Linked DNA regions of Mus musculus: region 2 is linked to region 1. Evidence: chromatin loops called from intact Hi-C (ENCODE). Cell type or tissue: heart. All regions are shown on one strand. Each heading gives the region's core, and the rest is flanking DNA. Links, peaks and the distances in the headings are about the cores only.

Region 1 (7,588 bases), core at 3,039-5,538:
ATTCACATCTCTGACCAGTCACCAGTATTGCGACTGTTGCTCATGTTCCTGCTAGAGCAAAGGTCTTGGAGAAGGAAGTTTGCGGAAGACAGGGCGTCACTGGCGCCGCAGCGGGTCTTGTAGCGCTGCTACAGTGAAGTCAGGATCCAGGGAGCAAAGGTAAGCTTTCTATCCGATGATGATGCGGAGGAATCCCCAGGAAAGAAGGGTAGAAAGGACGGGGCTGGGGAGAAGGTTCACACGCGACGCGCACTTGGTGCTCTTGCAGAGGACTGGTGTTCAGTACCAGTGCCCACACGGCAAGCAGTCACCATCTTCTGTAGCTCCAGTTGTAGGGCACCTGGCCTCTGACCTCTCCGAGCTCCTGTGTGTATGTGATATACATTCCCATTCAGGCACACGTGTACATATTAAAAAGTAGTAGAAACTTGAATTTTTTTTTTGTCAGTTGGAGCAACAGTAACTAGCCAAAGCTTTCCCCTCAAACCATAGAAACTGCAGAAATGTGAGATCCAATCCTAATCTAAATATAAACACCATATTTCAAACACTTGCAAATCACTTCCCTTTCCTTCCTTTTTTAGAAACAGATGACAGAAAATCTTAAATGTTATTTCATAAGTAGATGAAGCAAGAGAGAGTGTTTATAATACTGGAGTTCAAACAACTTTGCTTCGATTCATCTTGTCACTGTTCTCTAGTTATGAGGGGTAAGTATTTGAGAAGCTCATTAGCACGCTAAGGGTGGGGCTGGAGGCACAACTTGCTTCTTTTTTGAGACAGGGTTTCTCTGTGTAGCCCTGTCTGTCCTGGAACTCACTTTGTAGACCAGGCTGGCCTCGAACTCAGAAATCCGCCTGCCTCCGTCTCCCGAGTGCTGGGATCAAAGGTGTGTGCCACCACGCCCAGCTTCACAACTTGCTTAAGTGCGTTTGCTGCCAGTTCAGAGAATGGGAGTTTGGCTCCCAGAACCCACATTGGGCAGATTGCAATTGCCTGCAACTGGCTCCTGGATCCAGGTCTAGGGGACCCAACAACCACTTCTGGATTTATTTTTTTTTTATTTTATGTATATGGATATTTTTTGGATTTCTTTTTTAAATTTTATGTATATGGATATTTTTGCCTGCATGCATGTGCTGTATGTGTGCCTGGTGTCCTCAAAGGTCAGAGAACGTTTGGAATCCCTAGGATTGGAGTTACAGATGCTTGTGAGCTGCTATGTGGGCACTGGGGATGAAACCCAAGTCCTCTGTAAGAGTAGCCAGTGCTCTTAACTGCTGAGCCAGGCCTCCGGTTCCCTTCTTAGCCTTATAGCAGATTGAAGAAGGCTTGAGGCTGTTCGTCAATACTATACCTCCATGTTTATTATGTAGGGATGCTCACATATAAAATCACTGCATCTCTTCCCCTAGAGCAGACTGTGCAACTCCCTAAAATTTGCAATTATTTGAGTATATCCAGTTGAAAGATTGCCATGGGCCAGGCAGTGGTGACACACGCCTTTAATCCCAGCACTTGGGAGGCAGAGGCAGGCAGATATCTGAGTTCGAAGCCAGTCTGGTCTACAGAGTGAATGCCAGGACAGCCAGGGCTACACAGAGAAACCCTGTTTTGTTTTGTTTTGTTTTGTTTTTTTCTGAAAAAAAAAAAGGAAAGAAAGAAAGAAAAAAAAAGAAAAAGAAAAGAGAAGAAAGATGGGGGTGGGGGAGGCTAATACTTAAAGCCTTAAGTGAACCTGTTTTCTGTTGCTTTCCATTCATGCCTTAAAATTGTCAATTATGTAGAGCTGGGAGTTGGTCAGAGGTTCAGGGTACTTGCTGCACTTTCAGAGGATCTGGGTTTGATTCCCAGTACCCACAGGGTGATTCAACTACTGATGACTCCAGCTCCAGGGTAGCTAATGCCCTTTCTGACATCCATGAGTACCAAGCACACACATGGTGCATGCATATACATATATATACATACACACACACACAAACACACACACATGTGCAGGCAAACAACTCACACATAAAATGAATAAATCTAATAAAAATGTCATCTAAGATTTCTTTATAAAGGCAATATTGAAGACAATTTAAAAAGAATGCATGTGCAAAATCATCTCTTCGGCAACGTAGCAACCTTATTCTGTTGTCTCAATCTTGCAATTTTAAAATAATTTCAGAAAGGGCTGAGAAGAAGGCTCTGCTGAGCCTAAGAGAATGTCCTCTTCTCTTCCATAGGGGCCAAGTTTAGCTCCCAGTCCATAGTGAGCAATTTACAGCTGCCTATAACTCCAGATCCAGGGCATCTAAATGCTCTCTTTTGCCCTGTGGGCACCTGTGCACACACAAGGCATAGGCATGTATACACATGTATACATACACATAAATTTAAAAAGTCTTAAAAAGTAAATTTCAGATGAAAACTTTTTCTTCCATCAGAAACACCCACTTTCCTGTGTTCAAAGTACACTGCATACAATAAAATGGCAAGTGTCTGGGTGTAGTGGTGCTTGCCCAAAGTCCCAGAGCTCAGGCGGCAGCAGGCAACTCTCCGTGGGTTCAAGGTCAGTGTGTACAGTGAGTTCCAGGACAGCCAGGGCTCTGTAGGGAGAATTTCTCTCTCTCTCTCTCTCTCTCTCTCTCTCTCTCGCTCGCTCGCTCGCTCGCTCTGTTTTGCCTGGTTTGATGGTATACACCTGTAATTCCAACACTTAGGAGGCTGCAGACGGAGGAGCCACACAAGTTAGAGGCAAGCGTGCATCATACAAAAAGGTTTTTTTTCCAGCTTGGGAGAGTGAGCTTCCGTCTCAAACAAGCAAAGTAGAGATAGCTGGAGAGATAGATCAGTGGTTAAGCGTGCTTTCCAGAAGGCTGGGGTTTAGTTCTCAACATCTATATAGTTGTACACAAACAGCCATGTTTCCAGTTCCCGGGGATTCAAGCATCTCTTCTGGTGTCTCTGTGGACACAGTGTGCCTGGAGAAGAAAACCACTCGCATACATAAGCAATGGCAGATCTTGTGTCAAGGGAGGTGGACAGTGTTTCTGATGATAGTAGCGGAAGTTGTACTCTGACCTACACACACGCACACACACACACACACACACACAGAGAGAGAGAGAGAGAGAGAGAGAGAGAGAGAGAGAGAGAGAGAGAGAGAAACCTGAGAGCTCACATCCAGATCCACAAACAGGAAGCACAGAGAGAGCACACTGGGAATGGTGCTAGTCTTCCGAAACCTCAAAGCCAGCCCCAGTGACACACCCCCTCCAACAAGGCCACACCCCCATCCTTCCCTAACAGTTCCACCAACTGCTGGTCTAGATATCAAACATATGAGCCTATGGGGCATTCTCAGTCAAACCACACCTTCACGTAGGCGGTGGAAAGCCTAGGACGTTGTTCTCACGTGAGCTTACATTTTGCTGGAGCTCTGGCCACAGACAGGGAGCAGATCTCTCTGCATAGGAAGCCCCCAGGAGTAACCTTCATTGTTCGCTGAGTGTAATATCCATTACTGTATCAACGCTTGATATTAGCATGTATGCCATGAATATCAATTCTCTTTTCCTGGTCTTATTAAAGGGAAAGCAAAGTCATCTACACTGTAGTTTTTCAAAGCCACAGGTTTGAAATATTCCTTAATTTTGGTTGTTCACCCTGGCTTCTTGTGTCTGTCCCCTCACTGTAAGACTTACAGTGACTGCTAATGCGGGGCTCAAAAGTCTGGCCTTGGTGACCTAAACATGGTGATATTGGCACCGGTAGTAGGGGTCTCCTCCTTATGTAAGGAGCGTGATGCCCATCTCACTGTATTACCCCGACTGGCCGCTAGCTGCCTCAGTTTCTAAGTATATATTACTCTGTCACATGGAACTCTTACATTTTAAAATTACAACTTTGGGCATGGTAGTGAGGCTGCAATTCCAGCACTTGGCAGAAGGATCATCCGAATTTGAGGCCAGCTTGCTCTGCATAGTGAGTTCCACGCCAGCAAAAAGATGAAAAATTAATTGAATTCTGTCTTTAGACGTTTGGCTCTATTAGTGTCCTATCACCAAGTGCGGCACTAAGTTCTTTTCAAAGTCTAGCTCACTTTGCTTTCTTAGAAGTCACTTTTAAAGCCTCTCAACTATACCACTAAAAGGAATCAGGACCATCATTGTAAGGGCTTAGCCAGAAACTGAAAATTTGATAGCCTACAGCAGCGTTATCTTTGTCGGACTAACATGGGAACAGCGCCACTCAGTGGTGATCATAGGAACTGCACCACTAAAGTCTACGACGTTGCCAGTCACCTCCTCTAATCTCCCACATCATTCACAGTGCCCCAAAACACACAGTGTAAATCACGACCTGCCCTGACTCCATTGCTTGAATCTAGGAAGCAGCTACTGGTGTGGTGTAGGGATGCAGCGCTCAGTAGAGAGCGATGTAAAGAGGTGGAGAAATTGTATCTTCACAGAGCCTGGGAGTTAGTCCCGAGCAGATGGCCTGAGTTCCATCTGGCAACCCAAATAGTGGAGGGAAATAACGGACTCTAGAGGTTGTCCTCTCATCTCCACGTGTGCACTGTAATACTCTCGTGACCCTTCCACCTCACCCCTCCCGTCCACCATAATAAATAAAAAATAATGTTTTTTTTTTTTAAATACAAGAGGAAAGAGAACAGAAACGTATACACACAGGCATGTACACACACACACACACACACATCCATGAAAGTAAAAGTTGAGGGGACAGTAAGGGAACATAAGAAGTTGGGGGGGAGCTAACGGGAGGGTATGGTAGAGCACAGTACATTAGTGCATAAAAATGTCATAATGCAGCGTTATTATATACAATTAATATATGATAAGAAAAGAGTTCTTCTTTTGTAGGGAAGAAATACTTGTGGGGCGGGCCTGAGGGGGTTGGTGACACACACCTACAGTCCCAGTACTTACTGGTGAGGTGGAGGCAGGAGGATCAGAAGGCCAATGCTATCCTTGGCCACATACTTAGTTGGAGTCCAACCTGGCCTACATGAGACCCTGTGTCAACAAAAGTAAAACAACAAATATATTTTGATAAACTATTTGGGGAAGGGGCTACAGCGTCGAGAAACTGCGCAGACAACAAAATGTGAGCTATACACGGATGCAGGAAACAAGGAGAAATGTTCCTTTGGGGTTTTCGCCAATTAGAGAAATCCGGAGGAGAGAAGCAGGGCAGTGGCGGCACAGCGGAAACAGGTGAGGACCCTGCACTCCCCCCCCCCCTCCCCAGCCCTTCAGGAAATCTGCAGAATCAGCAAACACCCGGCAGAGACTGGATTCTTGCAGAAGAGCAATGGCAGGTGAACAAAGAGAAATGAGGGTTACTCCTGAGCGATCTGCTGCCCGTCTGCTGTGGGGCGGGGGCAGTGATAAGCCACAGGCGCTCAGCAGTCTCACCCATGAGCCCTCAGCTTCTCAGCCCCTTTGGCTCTAGGTTACATAACTCTAGGATTGTGGTGATTAGTCTTGAGTGTCAATTTGATGGGCTTTACGATCACCATGGAAACAAACCTCTGGGGAGGTGTAGAGGGCACTTTTAGATTAGGATGAAATAGGAAGACTCCCCTCACCCTAAATATGGGCAGCACCATTCCATGGGCTGGGATCCTGGAACTGAGCCCCCAGCACCACCTCTAAAGGTGAGCACTCTCATCGTCTGAGAGTTGAGCACCAGATCCCTCCCCTAAGAGCTGAGCGCCAGCTACATCCTCCACCCCCTGGGAACTGAGCACCAGCTGCACCCCACATCCCCTGTGAGCACCAGCCTCACCCTCCACCCCCACCCATGCTTCCTGCCTCTTGAGATGAGCGATTGCCTGGAGCTCCCGCTGTGTGAGGATCCTGTCGGGATGGACTATGTAGATGAGCTATGAGGCAAAATAAACCTTCCTTCCTTAAGTCTTCCTGATACTCTGTCTCCAAAACAAGAAAAGTATATGATACACTGATCAAAAGGCAGGGTCTCATATTCCAGGTGTAGAGATAAATATGTCCAAAAGCATAGAGGTGGGGCTGGGAGGCAGGTGTGAGGGTGATCATCCCATCTCTGAGGAGAGATGAACCGAAGCCTCATAAGGCCATTTGCTAAAATTCACCGGTGCTGAATTTAGCATCGATGCCATCTGAACTTCTTCCAGGGGAAACATCTAATCAGGGAGATTGGGCAGAGTGATTTTCACTTGCTTAGGATGATGCTGAAATTAATCAAAAGGCATTTATTAGATACTTAATTGCACTTAGTGCAGTGCTGGAGGCCCACAAAGAGCACTGTGTGCACCTGGCCCCTCCACCCCAGCAATTTATAATATAGAGCAGTGGAGAGATGGGGAGGGGAGGGGACGGGACAGGAAGGAAGCCAGAATTTCATGAGGTCCTCAAACATAGCAGTCTCATGCAAAGGAAGATATTTCTTTTTCAGTGTTGGAGATTGAAGCTACTCTTCCTCCAGCTCGTGAGGCAAGCTTCTACCACTTACTCTGCCTTTATAAATGTCCGTCTGTCCACTTTACAGACAAGGAAAGTGCTGGAAGTCGAATTTAAGTTGAGCTTGGTTATTCTAAGGCTCTCTGCTCAGCACTGGTTAGCCTTGGATGGACTGCAGACAGACAGGAAAATGTGCTCAGAATAAAAGGTGTTCTTAAAACTGTAAGACATGGCTGGCACAATAGCCAAGCCAGTCAAAGCTCGAGCCATGCCAGCTGATGACCTGAGTCTGAACCCTGGAACCCACGGTGGGAGAAGAGGAATAGCCGTGCCCTCCATGCACGGTGTAGCATGCACACAGGCACACATTCACATGCCTGTGAGTGTGCACACACACAGTAACAATAGTGAATATAAGTAAGAGTGAATTATGTGATGAGCTGTAATCCCAGTGTTTGGGCAACAGAAACAAAAAATATCAGGAATTCAAGGTCATCCTGTCAACTACACAACAAGTTCAAGGCCAGCCGGAGCTCCGTGCCAGTCTGTGCTGAAAAAGAAGAAAAACCTAAGAAGAGATGACAAGACAGGGAAAGGGAAAGGTGGCAAGAAGGAAGGAAGGACGGACAGAAGGACAGACAGGAAATACACAGACAATCAGAGGGTGGTTGCCAATCTGATGTCCTCAGCCTTCCTGGCCTATTTCACGTCCTCTCAGCGACCTGCACACACAGGCCCTGTTTGTTCTGTTCCTTACCACGGCTCTCATTTTACTTCTCTGGCTGCTTGCTAACCCATTCTTCAGCATCCTGTGTTTCTTACCTGTCATGCAGGACAGGATCACAAGTTCAAGGTCATCTGTAGCCACAGAAGGAATTGGAGGCCAGCCTAGGCTACATAAGACTCTGCCTCAAAACACAAAAGAAAAAAAAAAAGTCCAACACAGCTAAACTAGATCTGAATCCAACTTTACTTATTTTTAAAGTATGTTTAGATTTTTTGTTTTGTTTATTATTCCTCTGTGGGGTGGGGTATCCGTGGTGTGGTGTAATAAATGGAGGTCGGGGAAAACACTGTGGAGTTGGTTCTTTCCTGCTACTTAAAAAAAAAAAAAGATTTACTTATTTATTTTA
Region 2 (7,588 bases), core at 2,344-4,843, 210 kb before region 1:
TGCTCTGTTGGTAAAGTGTGTGGCTAGCATACAGAAAGCTCCACTAGGTATAGTATATGTGTAATCCCAGCGCTCGGGAAGTAGAGGCAGGGGGATCAGAGGTACCAGGTGATTCTTGGTTATACCTTATCAAGTTCAACGCCAGCCCAGGATACAGGATATATAATCTCAAAAAAGAATAGTGTTTGTATAGCCTTAGAAGAGTCAACAACAGGCACTTTTAGAATGCGCTACCACTTCTACAACTGATCTATGTGACAGATGCTAGGAAGGTAAATCACCTTCTCTCAGACCCCCAACTCACTCCTACCCATCCGTTATCCTCCCACACCTGCTGGCCTCACAATCTGTCCTCATTCTTCTCAATAAGTCTTCTCTGTTCTTTTGGCTTTGCTTTGTGCTGTGCTGTGTTGTTTTGCTTTTCTAGACAGGGCTTCTCTGTGTAGCCTCGGCTGTCCTGGAACTCAAGTCAGTGGAACAGGCTAACCTTGAACTCCCAGAGATCCACCTGCCTCTGCCTCTCTACTTCCTAAGTGTGTATCTTACCAAGGACATGGCTCTCCTTTATCCTTTTTCATTTCGTGTCCTTCATGTTCGCAGGAAGCCCACTTTCTTCATTCTAAAAATACCTGCATGGGACTGGAGACTGGGTCAGCAGTGAGGAGCACTTGTTGCTCTTGCTGCAGAGGGCCTAGATTCAGTTCCCAGCACCCACATGGTTGCACACACCATACAGAACTCCAGTTCCAAGGGATCTGATGCCTTCTTCTCACACCAAGGGTACCAAGCTTCCACGAACAGAGATGTAGGCAAAACACTTGGTATACATAAAATAGGCAATTTTTAATTAAAATTTTTTATAAAATAAAATCACATTCAAATCTTGGTGAGTTTCAACTTGGCTTGAGTGAGATAGTGTCTAGAAAAAGAGGGGGGGAGGAGAATAAAGGAAGGGAGGGGAGGGAAAGGAAGGGAGAGGAGGAGGCAGACAAGAATTCCTTATCTCCTGTCATCTCTTCTAAGCCACCTTACCCTTCTTACAATGAAAGTCCAGATTGAAAGTCCCACCCTCCTCCACCCACACAGGTTTCTTACCACTGAGATCCCCACCCACCCGAAGATTTTGTCAACCCTCTACTACAAAATTACAAAACACAAGACTATTGTACCAATCTCCATTTTTCCTGAGGTCAATACCAAATTTGACAATGACCAAATGAACACTGACGTCCTTGCTACACGTCCCAGATCTTATGGAATGATAAAATTCTGAGCCATAGTTTTATCAAAAAAAAAAAATTCCTCAATAATAATTTGTCAAGAGGGGGCTGGTGAGATGGCTCAGCAGTTAAGAGCACTGACTGCTCTTCCAGAGGTCCTGAGTTCAATTCCTAGCAACTACATGGTGGCTCACAACCATTTGTAATGGGATCTGATGCCCTTTTCTGATGTATCTGAAGACAGCTACAATGTAATCATATAACTTATAAATAAAACTAAAAAAAAAAAAATTGCCACCAGGCAGTGGTGCTGCAATGCCTTTAAACCTAGCACTTGGGAGTCAGGGGCAGAGTGAGTTCCAGGACAGCCAAGGCTATACAGAGAAACCCTGTCTCAAAAAAAAAAAAGACAATAATATTAATAATAATACTATAATAATAATTTGTCAGGAAACCTCAATAAATATCATGTTAAGCACTGAACATAAGACCTGGCACACAGCATCTAAAATAAGCTAACAATTATTGAGCACCTTCTGCATACCCAGTATATGCTGTCATTTTAAGCTAAACCCTTGCCTCGCTGTGAAATAGAGGAACTTCTATGATCCTTGGTTTTCAAATGATGAGCTGAGGCTTAGGATAAATGAATAACAGTACAAAGTTGCACGGATGGGGAGTGGAGGAGTACAGCTTACCCAGGCCCCCTGAAAAGGCTGCTCACACTGGCGGTATGTTCTCACTCCCCATCGTTTTCTATTTCTATCCGTATGCTCAACTTACTCTTAAAAAAAATTTCACAAAGTGCCCCAGGTCTGTCTGTCTCTCTCTCTCTCTCCTCTCTCTCCTCTCTCTCTCTCTCTCTCTCTCTCTCTCTCTCTCTCTCTCTCTCTCTCTCTCTCTCTCTCTCTGCCTGTCTCTCTGTGTCTCAAGATCTGTGTCTTAAGTTGGGCTTAAAACTATGAAACTAAGGACGACCTTGAACTCCTGATACCCTGCTGAGATTACCAGTGTTCGCCCACACACTCAGCAACCATCAAGATTTGACATTTCTCCATTTGACATTTTTCCTAGTCTCATGGAATGCTGGTTGATACCCATCATCTGTAACTCTTATCCTGATTTAGATTCTGATTACCCAAAAGGCTGCTGGCCTGGATCAAACTTGAATGCATCCTACAGTGCCTCAGGTGCCCATCGCAAACACGCTTTAATGCCTAACTTGAGAAACTTCATCACCTCCAAAAGAGCTGTTCTAGTCTCTAACTCGGCATCCTCGACTAAGTCTCCCAACTTCCACACAATGCTGAGACAGCGTTCAGTTACCTCAAGTTCACGCTCCGTAATGAGGAGAGGAAAACAGGGCATGTAGTTTTAAACAAAGTGTCAGATAAAGTGATCAGACAGGAGAGGGGAAAGCAGGCTTTGCTGAAATGAATATCCTGCCTTTTCAGTTTTGAGCAGCCTGCTTGCCTGGAAATTCGATCTGAATCAGGTAGACTAGATCCTCGGATTTCAAAAAATAAAAAGGATGAAAAAAAAAATGTATTCGTAGGATAACTTAACTCCTGGCTGACGATCCCAGCCCCTCTTTCGGCACTGCAGCTTAGAGAAGCCTTAGGCACAGGGTCAGGATCCATTTAAACATAAGTTTAAACCTTCATGGTTCAAGCGCGGGTAATTCTCCTAATGTGAAGCCCAGACCTCTCGTCCATGCACCCCTCTCTCACATGGAGCCACATCCTACAATACCTCTGGGACAGCTTCCTAGATCCACAAACACAGAACACACCCTACTCCCCCACTTGGTGATGGTGTTTTTGTAAAAAGTTTTTAAGACTCAAGTCAATGAACCAGACTCCAGGTGATTGCAAACTCTTTAAAGGGCAGGAAGTGTTGTCATTCCAGTTGCATCACTTGAGAACCTAGGCTCCTTGCCTGGAGTCTCGCACAGCCCACCCAGGTTCTTCCCACCGCATCCTTACCGGCCTCAGCCGGACACCACCCTGCTGGTCCCCGTCTCAGTCGCCCTCCACCCGGATCAGGCTAGAGAGCGCCTTACCTGGCGTCCCCGCGACAGACAGCGGTCTAAGCGCAAGTCCTGGCAGGTGCAGCGGCCTCCTCACTACCTCTGCCGGCTCAGGGGCAGGGCCCGGAGGCCGGGCCCCGGCTCGCCTGTCGTAATTGGTCCGCCCCACTCCCGCCCTGCCTTCGCCGTGCAGTGATTGGTCCGTGCTAAGGCCCGGCAGCGTGTGACTCAAGTCAACGAAGCCCTAGCGGCGCCAGTCATTGGCTGCGCGGATGGAGTGAGAATAGTGAGACCCGCGCGGCCAGCCAGTCGTCCGCGCGGCAGCGCAGCTGGAGGCGGGGCGCCGCGCGAGCGCGTGACGGCGTGACGGGGCGGGGCAGCCGCGCGGACCCGGCGTCGCCTTGGCAACCAAGCGGTGGGTTCCTAGGCGCCCAGTGCTGTGGGTGCGCTGGGTTGTAGCATCTTGCTACTCACATTGGCTTGGCTTCATCCAGAACCCGGGGAAAAAAGTGGTATATATGTTTTAAAGACTGATTTGAGTTTTTGGTCTTGCTTTCCTGTAGTTTATTCTGGATTTCGATCTTTCTTTTTTTTTTGAAAATGACACTTATTTCTTATTATTTATACTAGTATGAATACTACATTTATTTTCACTTTAAACTGGTCCACATATCATATAGTTTAGTTATAATAGTTTGAATTCCATTATAAATAATTAATTTTTACATACTAAATTTATTCTTCAAATTTATTAATGTATCCTTTTTCTTACACTCACAGAGCCAGAGACACAGAAAGCTAGAGAGACAGAGAGATAGACAGATAGGTATGATGGGGCTTGAGGGAGTTATAGTTGGGGAATGAGGGGAAAATATGGTCAAGATAAACTGTATAGATGGATGACATTTTCAAATAATATAAAATAATAAAAACAAAATCAGTGATGTAAGTTGGATTTTTTTTAGGCTACCCTGGAGTTTTTAAAAAAATCACTTTCTAATATTTATTGTAATCAGATTAATAAAACTAGGAATTAAATTTTCATGTTAATAATATTTTTGAGACATAAATATGAAAATGATATTAAGGTAACCTGACAATTTATATGTAATGGACAATTTTGTGTATTAGATTTCGATCTTCCTTAAGACAGGTCTCGAGTTATAGTCTGGCCTTTGAGCTGGATACGTAACCTAAGGACGGCCTTGACCTCTAGTCCTCAGGCCTTGGATCATCCATCTTGCCCCCCACGTACTTTAATAAGTGAAGCTTTTTTCAAAGTTCTATTCTTTTTATCTCATTTAGTGTCTGTCTGTGAGTGTGTGTTCACAAGGGGAGTTTGTGCTTCCTTCTGCTTTGTGCTGCTGAGGGTTAACCTCATACGCTCAGGCTTGTGCTGACTGAGCCTGGCAACTATCTTTTAATAAATCTCTGCACATGGACCATAGGGTACTAGTGCAATATAGATCCTGCAATAGCTGAGGGATGCCAGCATTTCCCGTGTTGCAGATTGAGAACAAAGCTCAGAGAGGCTAGGGGGAGGGGCACATGTATGCTGAGGCCCTGGCAAGGCAGCTCAGGGGTAGAGTTTATGCTTAACATTCTAGGGGGCTGAGTTCCACAGGTAGAAATTGGTTCTAAGTCAAGGGAGTTATCTGCTCCCTAGGTGTCAAGACCTGGACCTAAACCAGCAGATGAGCTAAGAACCAAGCCTGTGTAACGCTAGTGTGAGTGCCCAAAGACAGGAGCGCTTAGACTACAGCTCTAGGCTCCTTTTACACCACTTGTGAAAGCCTATCTAGAGATAATGTGGTGACAGGAAGCCAATCTTTTCCTTAAAGAAGGTGTCCCAGAAAAACCACAACGACAAAATACCATATCCACTGTGGTGGTGTAACCCAGGCACTTGGCAGATCGGACCAGGAGGATCAGAATTCAAGGTCAGCTTTGTCTACGTAACGTGTTCAAGGCCAATCAGGCTGCATGAGGAGGCCCTATCTCAAAACAAGAATAACCTTCCCCCACCGTACCCCCAACCCCCACCCCGAAGCAGGAGGATTGTTCTGAGTATGAGGCCAAGCTGGGGTATTTAACATGATTTTTTTTTTTTTTGAGACTGGGACTCATTATGTAACTCTAGCCAGCCTTGAACAGAGATCCACCTACCTCTGCCAATCATTTAATAAAAAATTGCACAAGGGCATCATTGAGGCCAGCCCTGCTCCCATCTACATGAAAAGTATACATTTTCATTGAAGTGCACACTGTGTGCAAGCTATCCTAGAATTTCTATAGAAAGATGTCATTCTCCCCCCCCCCCCCCTTTCTGCATGGAACTAACTGTCTTCCCTTCCCTGCAATTCTGGCTTGATCTTCTGAACAAGTTCCATTGATGGGTGTTTCTGGGGAATCCAGTGTACCTTGTACTCATGGCTAAGTGTTCCATGCCTTTAGCTCACATATTCTTTATAAAGTGTGGAGGCAGGCAGGTCACCTCAAAGGAAAAGAACGTGTCTCTTGTGAGGTTAAGGTTGCAGCTCAGTTGTTAGGCCTGAGTCAGATAAATTGTGTCTCATAGAGAAAGTGGGGTGCTCCCTAAGCGATTCTTCCTCCAGCTATTAAGTATAAGCAGGATTCTTTCTCTCCCCAACCCAACTCTTTCTACTGGCCAGTGTGAGCCTGGTTATTGGCTGTTCCAGGGTGATAGGCTGTAACTCTTAACCTAACAGGTTCAGGATTGCATTGCTTGGCTATCCCAGGTCCAGATCCCCTGCCTCCTATTGTCCGAGGCCGTGGATGTGACAGTGCTGGTCACACACTGTGGGGGCAGATTGAGCACGTTAGCCATTTTTTTTTTAACAGTAGACACTTCAGCAAGTATGTACACTTAACAAGCTCAGTAGGCTGGGAGGTAGAGCCCCTGCCTAGCTTGTGTGAGACGTTGAGGATCAAGCCACAAGTCAAAGAGTTCACAGGAAGCATTGGTTATGGACTCAGCCTCAGCATTAAACCCCAGAAGAATCATATGTATCTCTGTGAACTATTCCTAAATCTTGGAAGTTCATGGCTGGACACAGTAAAATGCAACCTACCTAGGGGTCCAGGCACAAAACATGCACTTTTTTTTCAAATCCTATGAAATTCTGTGACATAACACTACCCACTGTCTTAATTTTTGTCATAATAAAGTGAGAGTCAAAGCCTAAGAAATTTCTTAAAATTCACAACTGGCATACATAGCACAGGACACAGACATGGTTTCTGTGTCTGTGGGTTCAACACACTGGAGCCTTTCCTTTATACAGTGGAGAATCCTAGGCTTAGTTTAAGAAACCCGATACCAAAATATGCCTCTATTCAGCCATCTAACCTTTGCTCCAAAATGAAGCACCAGCAGCCATGGGAGTCTGTAGAAGACCGAGTGCTTAAGAGCAAATTGAAATAAGGTGTTCTTTGCACATAATCAGGTAGTACAGTATTACACAACACACAGCCAAGGAACAGAGCCTGACATAAAGAACTAAGTTGTCTGGTAGCATATCCACTACTGCCCTCAACCTTAGACCTCTCTGCTTTTAGCCAACAAGTAGATTCAAGACAAGCAGGCAGCACGGCTCCCTTGAGAAACAAGTATGCAGATCTGGCCTTGACTTTACTCAAGCCCAGACTGCTTCCTTTTATACACACACACACACACACACACACACACACACACACACACACACACACACACACATTTTAAATTACCTCATCTCCTCTTGTTCTTTCTTCCAGCCCCTCCCATATACTCCCTCTTGTGTTCTCTCAAGTTCAGAACCTTTTAAGAGACTGTTGTCAGATATTCATAAATATAAAAATACAACCCACTAAGTCTGCATAATGTTGTTAGTATGTATGTCTTTAGCAATGAGCATCTGGCACTGAATAAACCAATTGGTGGGGATTCTTTGAGGAAGACTATTTCTCTTGATCTCCACATTCCTTAGTTGCCTATTGTTCTTGGTCTTAAGTTGAGGCCTCCTAAGCTTTCCCTGTGCCATGTCAGCATGTCTGTTGGTGTCACCTTTATTGGTGAGGTCTTGTGTAGGCAGCCACGGTAATGAGACTTTTATGGGTCTTCTCTGACTCATTAAGAGACATAATCTCACAGCAAACTCCCTGTTCTTCATGCTCACACAATCTTTCCACCCGCTTCTGCACTGATCCCAGAACCTCAGCTGCAGGAGTCCAGCTGTAGATGCATCTTTTGGGACTAAGTGCCACACAATCTTACTTCCTGGATTTTGATCAGCCGTGGTTTTCAGTAATGGTCTCTGCCAGTTGGGAAGCCAAGTTCCTT

The links. Hi-C counts contacts between places; a loop is a spot of excess contacts. Peaks named below come from ENCODE experiments on the same cell type or tissue, not always from the same donor. Only the 100,000 strongest peaks of a DNase experiment are listed, where the experiment ranks them.
Region 2: it touches region 1 in a loop (4-fold over the local background); 20 of 42 quality-filtered maps call a loop at or near these places.

What each region holds. Positions count from the first base shown.
Region 1 is chr8:64,937,371-64,944,958 of GRCm38, forward strand. Gm32507 (a long non-coding RNA gene) reads left to right here and starts at 29. Exons shown (of 4, transcript XR_379050.2): 1 at 29-159; 2 at 585-710; 3 at 5,082-5,228; 4 at 6,451-7,365. In heart, for the core only: a CTCF peak has its summit at 4,247; no DNase peak of the experiment used is centred there; H3K27me3 peaks cover 754 bases.
Region 2 is chr8:64,730,226-64,737,813 of GRCm38, forward strand. Msmo1 (methylsterol monoxygenase 1) reads right to left here and starts at 3,353. Exons shown (of 6, transcript NM_025436.3): 1 at 3,283-3,353. In heart, for the core only: a CTCF peak has its summit at 3,495; a DNase peak (open chromatin) is centred at 3,496; H3K4me3 peaks cover 1,560 bases; H3K27ac peaks cover 1,517 bases.